Linked DNA regions of Mus musculus: all the other regions are linked to region 3. A link is a contact called in ENCODE POLR2A ChIA-PET data. All regions are on one chromosome and are shown on one strand. The core of a region is the stretch at or near the end of the contact, and the rest is flanking DNA. Distances in the headings are between cores, read along the strand shown.

Region 1 (4,737 bases), core at 733-3,232, 110 kb before region 3:
TAGTATGTTTGTGGTATATTCATCCATACATTGGATATTTTGTAGCAATAGGAAAGGCTTAGTTTTTTACATCCCTGCCCCCTGGCCTTGAGATAGGCATACACCTTTTATCCCAGTCGTTGTGAGTCAAAGGATGAGGATCTTGTGTTCTGAGTACTCCTTGGCTACAGTGTATTGAAGGCTAGCCTGGGCTATGTGAGACATTCTTAAAATACACCCAGGCATGCTGGGCAGTGGTGGCGCACGCCCTTAATCCCAGCACTTGGGAGGCAGAGACAGGCAGATTTCTGAGTTCAAGACCAGCCTGGTCTACAGAGTGAGTTCCAGGACAGCCAAGGCTATACAGAGAAACCCTGTCTCAAAAACCTAAATAAATAAATAAACCAACCAACCAACTACGTATCTCAGTGGTGATGGCACATACCTTTTGTCCCAGCACTTCAAAGCTGGAGCCAGAGACAAGAGCCATCTCAGATGCATAGCAACTTTGAATCCACCCAGGATTACACAACACCAGGATTACACAACACTGAAAACTGAAAGCTGCCATGCACCAGAACCACGGGTCTGAAATGTATGTGAGTGTCTGCTGGGATCCAGCTGTGCTGTCTCTTGATGCAGAGTGTCTGTGGGTTGGTTTGTTTTTTAGACAGTGTCACACTATGTAGCTGTGTCTGGTTGTTAGTTCCTGGAACTAAAGGTGTGTACTACCATATCCAGCCTTGGAAGTTTTGAAATATATACATATATATCCTCCAGAGATGCATGCTTAAATACACCTTTTCTTTTTCTTTTTCTTTCTTTTTTTTTTTTTTTCCGAGACAGGGTTTCTCTGTGTAGCCCTGGCTGTCTGGAACTCACTTTGTAGACCAGGCTGGCCTCGAACTCAGAAATCCGCCTGCCTCTGCCTCCCGAATGCTGGGATTAAAGGCCTGTGCCACCACGCCCGGCTACCTTTTATTTTCAGGACAAGGTTTCAGTGATCCCAGGCTGGCCTTTAACTTTCTATGTAGCCAAAGTCTGGCCTTGAATTTCTAACTCCACTAACAGAAAAAAGGGGAGGGGAGAAGAGGAGCTGTAAAAATATCTAAGACAGGACTAGACAGGGGGCTCATTGTAGAGGACCTGGGTTCAAATCCCTCACATGGAGGTTGACATATCTGTGATTCTACTTTGGAGGCTCTGGCGCCCTCTTCTGGTCTCTATGGGTACCAGCCATGCTTCAATGCACTCTACACATATAGACCACTCACATATAAAGTTAAAAAAAAAAAAAAACTAAAAAAATGTAAAATATCTCAGATGAACCGGTAAGTCTGGTATGTTCTTTAACCCTTCTAGTTCCATCTCCTAAGGTGTACACAACCACCTGGTTTACGCCTTAGGTCTGTTTATAGAATGAAACACCATATAATCCATTAGAAAGTGGATATAACGCTAGGCACCAATTTGGATATCCTCAATAATACGTTCACATGAGAAGGAGAATAGTTGCAGGATACAGATTTATGTGTGTGTAGCAGCTTCAGTGTGTGTGAGTGCATAAGCTCACGGAAAGGAAGGAGTTAAGGGCTCCCCTGTGCCTGGGTTCCAGGCTCCTACCTTAACTCCTGCAGCAACCTCCTGAGCTAGCTTTTAACTTTCAGTTGCTGAATAGTTCTTCCTAGGGTCGCGCGGAGTCCACAGGAGCCCAGTGATGCTCACCCACCAAAAGGCTCCTCCAGACACCACCCCCCCCATCTCCATCGCCACCCATGCCCACCGGCCAGTCCAAGGACTCAGGCCTGAGCCACGTTGTTAAGCCTGTGCTGCAATGGCAGCCTGTAACTCCAGCCTCTGCTCCCACCCCCTGCCCACAGGCTGGGGAAGCCCCAGCTCGGCTGGGCTGCTTACAATGCTTCCCATTCAGCTCGGTCCTGGCTGCCAAGCCCATGGGCAAAGGGGGGTGGGTACTGCCGGTGGCCAGGCAAGGACTGTCCCTGGTCTTTCCCTTGTGTGGGGCCTCCAGACAAGGCTGGCAGTTCCAGTCGGCATGGAGAGGTGAGTTTTGGGGCCCAGGGAGTTAGAACTAGATGGCTAGAGAGGGTCAGTTATCTGCTTGTGCCTCTGAGAGGCCAGCTATGGAGCCACGGGATCCTCCTGTACCTGAGGTTCCCCAGAGGTGGCCCCTAAACCAACCCCAGAGGTAGCTGTGCCTGTGCATCCTGTGGGGGTAGTGCTTTGTAGCCTTATGAAGTGGGATCTGTGGCAGTCCTCTTCGCCCTGAACCTTTTTCCTCTTCAGTTATCAGCCTAATAGGCCTCCTTCCTACCCTGACCCTCAAGCCAGAATCTAGAGAAGGCCGTCAGCGCTGAGAAAGGGGTGACTTCTGGGACTAAAAGGAGACAAAGCCAGACAGTAACAATCCTGGGAGCAACTACAGGGAGGTCCGTGGGATCAGGGAAGGCAGCTCAGAACTTACCTGCGACCCAAGCATATACCAGGGGGAGCTGAGTGAATTCGCTGCTGCTCGGTTTGAACAGTGGTGCCACTCAAGGTGTGTGTTGGAGAATCTAGACATTCTTCTTGAGGCACCAGGAATTTGGGACTTTTCACTCACAGGGACAGCGAGACACTAGGGAGGTTTCTGGAAAATTCCCTCTGGCTGTTGGGTGGAACAGGGGTGGGAAGAGGCCAGGAGAGCCATGGTGGCAACAATCATCCCTAAGAAGAAATGGGCAAGTGGCTGGAGTTGCAAGGTGGAGAGATGGACAGGTAGGTGGGTGCATCAATAAATAGACATGAGACCTACCTTGCCACCTCCCCCGTAGTACATAACTCAGGCCCTCAGTTCCCCTGTCACAGGCCAGTCAGCTGTGTGGACTCAGGTAACACGAGGACAAAGGGGAAGCAGGCACAGAGGCTTGGGCTGCCTGCTTTACCGAGACAGCATCTCTCAGGCTCTTCAGCATCTGGACCTCCTAGTCCACCCTAAAACCTGGGCTAGGTCTGGGCCTTCCCTCCTGCTGCCAAACCAGGGCTGATAACAGAAGCTCCTCTTCCCTCCCCCCATATGACGTGAGGGAAGAGAACCAAGCCGTAGCACTTTCCTGTGCCCAGAGAATGAAGGCCTGAGTCCGGAGTGGGCTGTCCTGGGTCAGGGGTTCAGTGCCCACTAGCATTGGTGTTCCCCATGGACAGCAGCACTCTGTCTGTTTCTCTCTGTCTCTCTCTCTCCCCCGCCCCTTCCTCCCTTCTCTCCCAGGCCCCAGAGCTCCATCTGGGTCTTTATGCTGTTGCTGTTCATGGTGTTGCTCCAGAGCCCAGCCTGGCACGTAGCTGCCCAGCGATGCCCACAGACCTGTGTCTGCGACAACTCAAGACGGCATGTTACCTGCCGGCACCAGAACCTCACCGAGGTGCCAAACACCATCCCTGAGGTCAGGAGAGGGAAAATCCTGGCATGGGTTGGCAGTGTGGCAAGAAAGAGTGGCAGGAGCCTGGGCTACACCAATGGCTCTACCACTGGCTGGCTGGTTCCTGCTTCTTGAGCCTGGGTTATCTAGGTCTGAATGGGAAGAAAAATAACCAGTGAGGGCCAAATCCAATGACACACACACCTTTAACCCCAGGACTCAGGAGGCAGAGGCAGGCAGGTCTCTGAGTTCAAGACCAGCCTGGTCTACAGAGTGAGGTCCAAGCTAACCAGACCCAGGTTTACAACAAATAGCAACAACAAAAATAAACTAAACAAGCCAATAGCAGTATAATTTATTTAAAATCCTTTTCGTGTGGCTGAGATACCTAGATGACCTGCAAATAATAATGTATTTGTGTCAGGTCCTGGGGTGAACTGGGGCGGGGGGTGTCTGGATAAGAAACTTTTTTGCCCGGTGGTGTTATGAACTAATGGGTAAGTAAGGCAAGAAGAAACGGATCACAGTAAGGGCTGCTCTGTGGCTAAAGAGACTCGGAAAGATGATGGGGAGAGGCCAAGGCTCGAGTGCCCATGTGGCTCATTCTCCCTTCCCCTCTCCTGTCCCCAGCTGACCCAGAGGCTGGACCTCCAGGGCAATATACTGAAGGTCCTCCCTGCAGCGGCCTTCCAGGACCTGCCCCACCTCACGCATCTGGACCTGCGGAACTGTCAGGTGGAGATGGTGGCCGAGGGTGCCTTCCGTGGCCTGGGTCGCCTGCTCCTCCTCAACCTGGCTTCCAACCGCCTGAGCACCCTGCCCCAGGAGGCGCTGGACGGGCTGGGCTCGCTGAGGCGCCTGGAGCTGGAGGGGAACATGTTGGAGGAGCTGCGCCCGGGGACCTTCGGCGCCCTGGGCTCGCTGACCACTCTCAACTTGGCCCACAACGCCCTGGTCTACCTGCCCGCCATGGCCTTCCAGGGGCTGCTGCGCACCCGCTGGCTGCAGCTGTCTCACAATGCGCTCAGCGTCCTGGCCCCCGAGGCTCTGGCCGGCCTGCCGGCGCTGCGCCGTCTCAGCCTGCACCACAACGAGCTGCAGGCCCTGCCCGGGGCCGCCCTGTCCCAGGCCCGCAGCCTGGCGCGGCTGGAGCTGGGTCACAACCCGCTCACCTACACGGGAGAGGAGGACGGCCTGGCGCTGCCCGGCCTGCGGGAGCTCGCACTGGACCACGGGTCCCTGCAGGCCCTGGGGCCCCGGGCCTTCGCCCACTGCCCGCGCCTGCACACCCTCGACCTCCGCGGGAACCAGCTCACCACCCTGCCCCCGCTACAGGTCCCCG
Region 2 (4,388 bases), core at 145-2,644, 78 kb before region 3:
GGTCAAAAAACGCTGCCAGGGATCAGAGATCTACACAATAATGTGGAAATATCCTAAGCACCTCAAAAAATTTTTACTGGGCTAGAAGGCATTTGAAACTCTTTCTTCCCTCTTCTGTATATGTACATCCAAATGATCTCAACTCAGAAACAAATTTAAGACTGCCAGGCCCTCTTGCTGCTGCCTAGACCACTGCTCCTTGCAATGTATCCAATAAACCTGTTTTCTTCCTTAAAGGAAAACAGGGAAAAGAAAAAAAGACTGAGAAAATTGAGACCCAGGCTATCCCAAGGAGGCTTTGAGTCAGATGACTAATTGTATGGTGGTATGGACCACAGCCGTGAGTTGAGCTCTGATTGAAATCAGCTACTGATCCTGGGGCAAGTCACTTAAGGTCTGTGGGACAATTTTCTCATCCACGACAGCTGTTGGCTCACAGAATGTGAGGTAGCGATGAAATGCTACATAAAAACGTACCTAGCTTGTAATAGGAAAAAACGTGCCTAGCTTGTTGGGCAAGACAGAGGTAAAGAGAATGACGCTTTGGGCCAAGGTTCAAATACGATCTCTAGTGCTTCCTAGCTGTACGATGCACAGCGAGTCAAATGCACTGCCTCGGTTTCCACCAAATAAAGACAACACCACTATTTAATAATATTTTGGGAAGGGATGATAAACGTAAAACACTCAACAGTGCTCAATAAAGCTTAGCAATTATTACCGCTAGGAAACGGCAAGAGACTTCAAATGCAAGGTGCGGTGGGTCACCGGCTGCGGTACCACGGAAAAAGCGTAACGCAGTTTTGGAAACTGACGTACTTGGTGACAACCTCTTGCACTTTGCAGCTGTGTCGACCCAGAGGGCTGTTTTAATCCCTCCCTAAAGAAGATGGCTGTGAGCGTACGGGGAGACCAGCACGTGAACGCTCCCAGCGTGGAGTAGGAATCAACTCCGATCTTCCTCCCTTCACTTCCCGCGTGGAAGGGACAGGCCGCACGATCCTAAAGCTCAGAACCATGAAACCAAGACAAAGTTCAGAGCCCAGTTTCCCTGCCCCTGGCTAGGGAGGCGTTGCCATCCTTCCTTCGTCACCAGACCAAAAGGAACCTCGGGGGCCTCTGGCCGAGGCTAAGCTCCGTACCTCAGTTTACCAATCCTGCAACTGTCCACCACTAAGACATCGCTAAAACGGCGCGTCCGCCGAGCGAGGCGTTTGGGGCTCCCCTTCCCGCTTGGGCTGAGCCCTTTCCCTCTTACCTCAGTGCCCCGCGGTTTCTCCATGATACCAAATTCAATTCCCTCAACCGTCACCAGGTGCAGGAAGCCATATTGCCCTCGCCGCTCTCCGAGAGTGTGCTCATTGGCTGCTGCGCCCGAGCTGCGGGCCAATCATGCCGCAGGAAATAGGAAGCCGGTTCCGCGCTCGCCCGCGCCCCGCCTCCATTAAGGAGGGGCTGGGTAGCCGTGAGGATTAGGGGAGTTGTAGTTTTCTCCTGGGTGCACGAAAAGGGTCGTTGCCTTAGTAATGCGAAATCTCCTGAAGGGTACTTCTAGGGTTTTGTTGTTGTTTTTTCAGAGACAGGGTTTCTCTGTATAGTCCTGGCTGTCCTAGAACTCACTCTGTAGACCAGGCTGGCCTCGAACTCAGAAATCCGCCTGCCTCTGCCTCCCAAGTGCTGGGATTAAAGGCATGCGCCACCACGCCCGGCGGGTTTTTTTGTTTTTTGTTTTTGTCCTTTCTTAGTCAAATTTCAAACCATCTGAGCACAAGGGATTGGACGTGCCAGCCCCCCCCCCACACACACAAAAATTCGCACTCTCCCCAGGGGCCCCAGACAAAAATTCACACTCTCCCCAGGTAGGAAGTAAAGGTGCTCTTGGACAGGAATGCCTAGCAGAAATGCCTAATCCCTCTTTCAATTCAGACAGGAACAGGAATATTCTTAAACTCTATGTCCGTCTGCTCGCTGGGGCTTATGAGATGGTTTAGTAGGTGAAGGATCTTGTTCCATGAGCCTTTCTACCTGAGTTCAAATCTCTGAGCCACAACATAAACCTGGAAGTCAAAAAGCTACTCACAAAGTTGTCCTGACCTTTGTGTCACGCACATAAAACAAACACACAAGCTAAATAAATAAATGGGGAAAAAAAAGCCTTGGACTGGAGAAATGGTTCAGTGGTTACTGGCCACTTTTCCAGAGGTACCAGGTTTGATTCCCAGAACCCAGAACAACTCACAAAATTCTATAAACCCAGTTATAGTGGATCCTACTTTCTCTTCTGGCCTCTGATGACGCCAAGCACTAACATGGTCCATACATATGCATTCAGCAAAACCCCCATATCCACAAATAAATTATACGGATAGATGTTATAACCTTAAATCTAGGAGAGATGACTCAGCCTGTAAGTGAGTACAGCCAGAGCATGGAAAGCTGAGTTTTGCCCCCCAGTGCATGACAGAGCATGCCTGTGATCCCAGCACTAGGTAAGCAGACACAGAAGGATTCCCATGGCCTGCTGACCAGCCAGCAGCGATACAGTGGATAGCAAGAGATTGAAGAAGACACCTGAAGTCAACGCTTTTGCCAACTGGAGTATACATGTGGATTGAGTCCCCTATAGAACTACTCCTTCCCATCCTGGGTTCTCAGGAATTGTATGGCCTTACAAGCATCTAAAGTTCAGACAGGTCTGGATTAGTTTACTTATCCTACGTGAGGGCTCCCAGACCCACTCCCAGCTCCCTGCCTCTCTGCGTTGCTTTTTATTTTTAAATTTTTATTTATTTACTTTTTTAATGTGTTATAGGAGTTTTGCTTGCACGTATGACTGTGCACCATATGTGTGGCCAGTGCCAACAAAAGCCAGAAAAGGGTGTGGGATATCATGGAACTGGAGTAACACGGTGGTTATGAGCTGCCATGAAAGTGCTGGGACCGAACCTGGTTCTCTGAAAGAGCAGCCAATGAGCTTAAAAACTGAGCCCTCTCTCCAGCTTGTTTTTATTGTTTCTATTGTTTTGATTTTTTTTTTTTTTTTGAGACAGGTTCTCTGTAGCTGGATTGGCCTTGGACTCAAAGAGATCCTCCTGCCTCTGCCTTCCAAGTGAGTGCTGGAATTAAAGTCAGGCATCTTCATTCCTGAGTTTGTTACTGTTTTTTTTTCCCCCTTTAAAGCTTTTGAATACAGTCTGTGCCACCCTCATCTTCCTCCCTGTGGAGCCGTTGACTGGAGTGTGGTTGACCTACCAGGAGCCACACCTTAAAGAAAACTGACTCTCCCCCCAAAGTCTGTCTACTGCCCTAGTGCCTCATCTAGGGGGAGGAACTCACAACCCCCTTCCCACCCTGTGCTGGGTGTTGACTGACCTCATCTGGTGAACTCAGGACCTTCGGAAGAGCAGTCAGTGCTCTTAACCACTGAGCCATCTCTCCAGCCCCTAAACCCTTCTCTTGTCTCAGATTCCTAGCAGCTGGACTTGGAGAGATGACTCATCAGTAAACAGCATCTTGCAGAGGAAACAGAGGAACCAGGTTTGTTTCCCAGCATCCATGTTGGGTTGATCACTACCACCTGGGACTCCAGTTCTAAAGGATCCGAACCCTCTGGACTCTGCGGGCACCTACAATCATGGGTATGCACACGCTCACACACACACACACACACACACACACCACCTATACATGGAATTTAACAAAAACAACAACAAAAAGACCAAAATAATCAAAAACCAACAACAAAACTCATAGGGTTGGAGAGAGGGCTCAGAGTTCAATTCCTTTTTTTTTTTTTTTTTAAAGACTTATTTATTACTATATCTAAGTACACTGTAGCTGTCTTTAGACACACCAGAAGAGGGTGTCAGATCTCATTATGGATGGTTGTAAGCCACCATGTGGTTGCTGGGATTTGAACTCGGGACCTTCAGAAGAGCAGTCAGTGCTCTGAAAGGCGGAGCCATCTCTCCAGCCCCAGAGTTCAATTCCTAAAATCTACATGGTGGCTCATAACTCTCTATAACTTCAGTTCCACAGTCTTCTGGCATGGACACACACACACAAAGTCCATAGATTAAATAAAAGTAAACTTAAAAGTCAAAACAAACTAGGCAATGATGGCTCACGCCTTTAATCCCAGCCATTGGGAGGCAGAGACAGGCATATCCAAGTTCGAGGCCAGCCTGATCTACAGACTGAGTTCCAGGACAGCCAAGGCTACACAGAGAAAGCCTAAACATATAAACAAATAAACAAACAAACAATACATCAAAACAAAGTCAAAAAAACCTTGTTTGGATTTCAAGTAAATTCCTTAGGACTCGGTGACATGACCTAAGTTCTCTTTCCCGCCTTTACACCTTTGCCAGGTGCATTCCTCTGTTCTT
Region 3 (4,240 bases), core at 1,590-4,089:
ACACACCTTTAATCCCACCATGAGGAAGGGAGGCAGAGTCAATCATTTCTCTCTAGATTGTAGGCCAGTCAGGGCTATGTAGTGATACCCTGTATCAAATTAAAAAAAAAAAAAAAAAAAAAAAAGGAAAAGAAACAAGCAGGTCCTTGAGACACAGGCCTTTAACCCCAGCAAACAGGAGGCAGAAGCAGGTGGCTCTGTGAGCTTAAGGGCAGTCTTATCAACATGGAGAGTTCTAGGATAGTCAGAGCTACAAAAACCCTGTCTCAAAACAAAATAAAACCGACCTAATGGTATATAAATTTTAAAAGAAAAAAAATTTAACCGTCACTACAATGTTAAGAGAAGAAAAATTACTAATATTACTATAATCCTTACTACTAAGAATAAACCAATCTCAGTATTGAAATTTTTTAAGACTCTAGAAGTTGGTGGTCCTGGTGGCACCTGCCTTTAAATCCAGCACTTGGGAGGTAGAGGCTGGTGATGTGAATTCCAGGACATCTAGACCCACACAAAGAAAACCCCAGCCCCACCACTACCACCCAAAGACTCCAGTAATGACATTCAAAGATACCCAAAGCAAGTTTTCCCTTTTTTAACCATGAAAGTTAGCCAAAAGCTATACAATTTATCAGATAAAGAATGCAGTAGTCCATCTGAACAGAATTACATGAACAGACTTTATGACTAAGTCACTCAAAATCAGAACATCCAAAAATTTAATTTTAAAAAGTTTTCCATAATATTTCTTGTTACTGGCTATGTCAAATATGGTAACTTGTGAACATGTTACAGAAGTACACTTATTATGGGGGCAGAGGAGGAAACAAAAATCCAGAGCAAATATGTCTATAAAATATCTATGCCTATGAATTTCAAAGACATAATTTAAAAAAAATTCTCTAAGACTACGGAAACTTTACAGCTGAATGCTCACATATAACTAAAGTTAGAGCCTTAGAACACTGCAAGACTTATCCTTCCCAACTGTTGCAGGTGAGCAAAACTCATGGTTCGAAATACAGCTGCTAAAAAAGCAGAGTAATGCACTAGTTCTATCTTATTTCCAGGCCTTAATAGAAATCCTACTCAGAAACATGGCCCACACATTCTCTACAACTTGCAGGGTACGTTTAACTCCACTATACACTCTCATTGGCAGAAGGAGAGATCTGGAGCCTCTTCTCTGAGTTAAAGGGATGCTTGCAGTAAGGAGGAACATCTAGTGGACTGTCAGATGACTAGCCATTCTTCTTCTTCTTCTTCTTTTTCTTCTTCTTCTTCTTCATTATCCTGGCCTCTCAAACAAGTCAGACAGCAAGAGAGGACCAGGTCAGTGATCATCAGAATAACACTAAACTAACAGTAAGCAGGAAAAAGAACAGACAAGGGAGAGTCTCCCTTCAGGTCTCCTAACAAAGGGGCTGACTGGAGAAAAGAATTCCTTCATCTTGTAAACTGGAATTGCAAAGGTCCAAAAAGCAAAACAAAACAAACATGCAAGCACAAAACCTCCTGTTCATTTTTAAACTTGTACAATCACTTTAGTTGGAAGTTCATGACTGGGAGTCTTTCAACTTATTATCTCCCATTTCTAAGTACCTAATTCCAGAAAGGCTTCATCTTTTTTCTTTCCCTTCTAAGTAAGAGTGTGACAAACTGCAAAGGAAACGCCTCAGGTCTACACCTCAACACGCAGTTTGAGACATTTTGGTTTCATGGCAAATGGATATAAAATAAACTGCGGTCCATACTGACTCTTGAGGCAAGGATGGGGAGAGGGGACCTAAGAATGAAATTTTGTTGAACTTTAGTTACACTTAAAACCTTGGATCGCAGACACCAAGATTTGTCTTCCGCCCCCATTCCTCAACAGAAAATCTGCCTCACAGGAGCAAAAATCATTAAAGGTGGGAAAGCAGAGAAAAAAAGAATTCATTGCAACAGGGGAGAAAGAGCTGAAATCCCTCATTCACCAGTAACAAAAATAGTAAAAGTGCATAAAAGCCCTCACACACGATTGTACCGGCATTTCCCAAATTAAATTGCATGGAGCCAACAATAAAGGTCCCCGCAGCTCCCACTTCCAACCTCTTAATTCCAGAACACACAACGATCTGACATGACATAGTGTTGCAATGAATGTATCAGAAGGCAAAGAAAATGGTTGGGCTACTGGACGTCTTCGACCAGTCCATTCAAAAACCTTTAAAATTAAACACCGGCCGGGGAAATGGGAAGAGATACACAGAAGCACCCTGGAATGAAGGTGCAACGAGCAGAAAAGACGAAGGGAACTATGGAAGGCCGGGAGTCCCGAGACTAACCTGTGCCATCGCTGGCGGACGCCGAGAGGGCCGGAGATGAGAGTTTAGGCCGCTTGGCTGAAGGCGGCCCGGGTTCCACCACATTCTCGGCCATTTTTAATTCTTTCGGAGATACAACCGAGGAAAAAAACGAGAATCCTGAGGAAATCTCTTCTCCGAAACGGGGTCCCCGCCCCGCTCCTAAGGGTGGGCTCCGGAGCTCCGCCGCCACCCAACAGGGGTGGGGGGAAGTTCCTTTTTCTCTTCGCCTGGTTGCGGTGGCCGGAGAGGGATGCGGACTCAACAGAAATGGTAGGGGCAAGTGCGAGGGGCCGGGCCTAAACCAGGCCGGGAGGAGGGTACAGCAACACTGATCCCACGAGCACGTCCGCTGCAGCGAATTCTCGGGAACTCACAGCTCTACAGACGCAGTCCCCAGCCCGCCACGGCGAGCCCCTGCCCAGCCGAGGTCTCTCGGAGCTCCGCCGCCGCCATCAGCTTCTTCCTCCTCGGCGCTGTCCTCCTCCTTCTCATCGCCACAAGGAGGCGGGGGCGAAAAAGGGGGAGAGGAGGAGGCGACCAGAGACACTCACCTCCTCCCGGTGCCCCCTCCCGGGCCTGCGCCCCCACCCTGAGAGCCGCCCTCCTCCTCCTCCTGCCGCTGCGCTCCGCGCCGCCGCTGCCGCACCGGCCCCTAATGGCCACACTGAGCTCAGCCGAGCCGAGAGCCAGACTGGCGCCGGGGCCGCCTCACATCGCGCAGCGGACAAGCAGAGGCGCAGCAGCGACGACGCCGAGCGTGGAGCTCGCCGGCCCGAAGGGCCAGGGGGGCCGGGCCGGGCCAAGCAGGGCCGTCCGCCCGCAAGCCCGCGCTGACGCCGAGCCCACCGACGCGGCCTCTCCGCGCGCCGCGCTTCTCCGCCTCCACTCGCAAGCCCGGGGAGGAGAAATCAGTCCGGCCGCCTCCCTGGCCCTCACCCCCCCGGCAGCCAGGTGCCTGCCGGGGGCTCGGCTCGGGGGCCGCCTCGGACGGCGGGCAGAGGCGCCGCGGGGCGCGGGCTTATGTAATGGTTTCCCCCCCTTAGGCGTCGACGCCGGCCCGGGCTGCGGTGGGGGTGTGTGCGGGCAAGGAGGGGACTGAGGGTCGCCTCAGCCTTTGCGCCCCGGGGCCCCCAACCACTGTCTCGGTCCCGGCCGCTGCTCTCCAGCCAGGTACCCTCCTCACTCCCTGCTCGCGCAGTTCGCACTCAGCCGGGCGTCCCGCTTGCCCCACTCTCTCTCTCCCGGTCCCTCTCCGCTCTCTCTCCTCCTCCCCCCACCCCCCCCACAGGCTAGCACACAAACAAGATGGCGGCTGTTGTTTCTTGCCTCTGCCGAATCCTCCTTACAGGATAGCGGTAGCGGCGGCGGCGGCCGGAAATGAGCCAAGATTGGGGGGGGGGGGAGGTGAGAGGGGGAGGGGCCGAGAAACAGGGAGGCGGGGCGAGGGCGGGGCCTCTGCCTTGCAGCTCACACAATGGGGGAAGCGGCGCCGGGGGCGGTGCCGGCTCCAATCACGGGATCCGCCCAAGGGCCCCAACGCGGTAGGCGCTTCCGCAAACTCCCCCGGCGTCACTCGGTGGCTCCCTTTAAAGGGGAGGTTTTGAAAGAAGTTGTGGGGGGGGGGGGGGTCCGGGGTGAACTTAGAACGTATTTTCGGTCGGTGGACAGTTAGGTGCCTGGGCTGGGTCTCTGAGCAGAACCGAGTCAAAGCTCAGGCGCTCCTCTGCGAAAACAAGGAAAACCACGGTCAGAGCTCCCGGGGTTTGCCCTCTCAGGTTGATCTTTGGAACCCCATTAAATCCGCCAAACACCTGTGTTTCATCGTAGACACACATTCCATCCTCTTCATAGCCTTCTCGAAAGCAGCAGTTCATATCTCAAAGTCACAT

The links. ChIA-PET counts read pairs that join two places held with the same protein, here RNA polymerase II (POLR2A).
Region 1: POLR2A ChIA-PET joins it to region 3 with 28 read pairs in Patski. The contact joins the promoter of Chadl here to the promoter of Ep300 in region 3. POLR2A ChIA-PET finds 5 or more read pairs at or near these places in 4 of 5 experiments (Patski and embryonic stem cell).
Region 2: POLR2A ChIA-PET joins it to region 3 with 23 read pairs in embryonic stem cell. The contact joins the promoter of L3mbtl2 here to the promoter of Ep300 in region 3. POLR2A ChIA-PET finds 5 or more read pairs at or near these places in 4 of 5 experiments (Patski and embryonic stem cell).

What each region holds. Positions count from the first base shown.
Region 1 is chr15:81,694,532-81,699,268 of GRCm38, reverse strand. It overlaps Chadl (chondroadherin-like), which reads left to right and starts at 1,982. Exons shown (of 6, transcript NM_001164320.1): 1 at 1,982-2,040; 2 at 3,245-3,419; 3 at 4,026-4,737. The coding sequence starts at 2,033.
Region 2 is chr15:81,660,895-81,665,282 of GRCm38, reverse strand. It overlaps L3mbtl2 (L3MBTL2 polycomb repressive complex 1 subunit), which reads right to left and starts at 1,394. Exons shown (of 17, transcript NM_145993.5): 1 at 1,259-1,394. The coding sequence starts at 1,282.
Region 3 is chr15:81,584,813-81,589,052 of GRCm38, reverse strand. Ep300 (E1A binding protein p300) reads right to left here and starts at 2,839. Exons shown (of 31, transcript NM_177821.6): 1 at 2,331-2,839. The coding sequence starts at 2,424.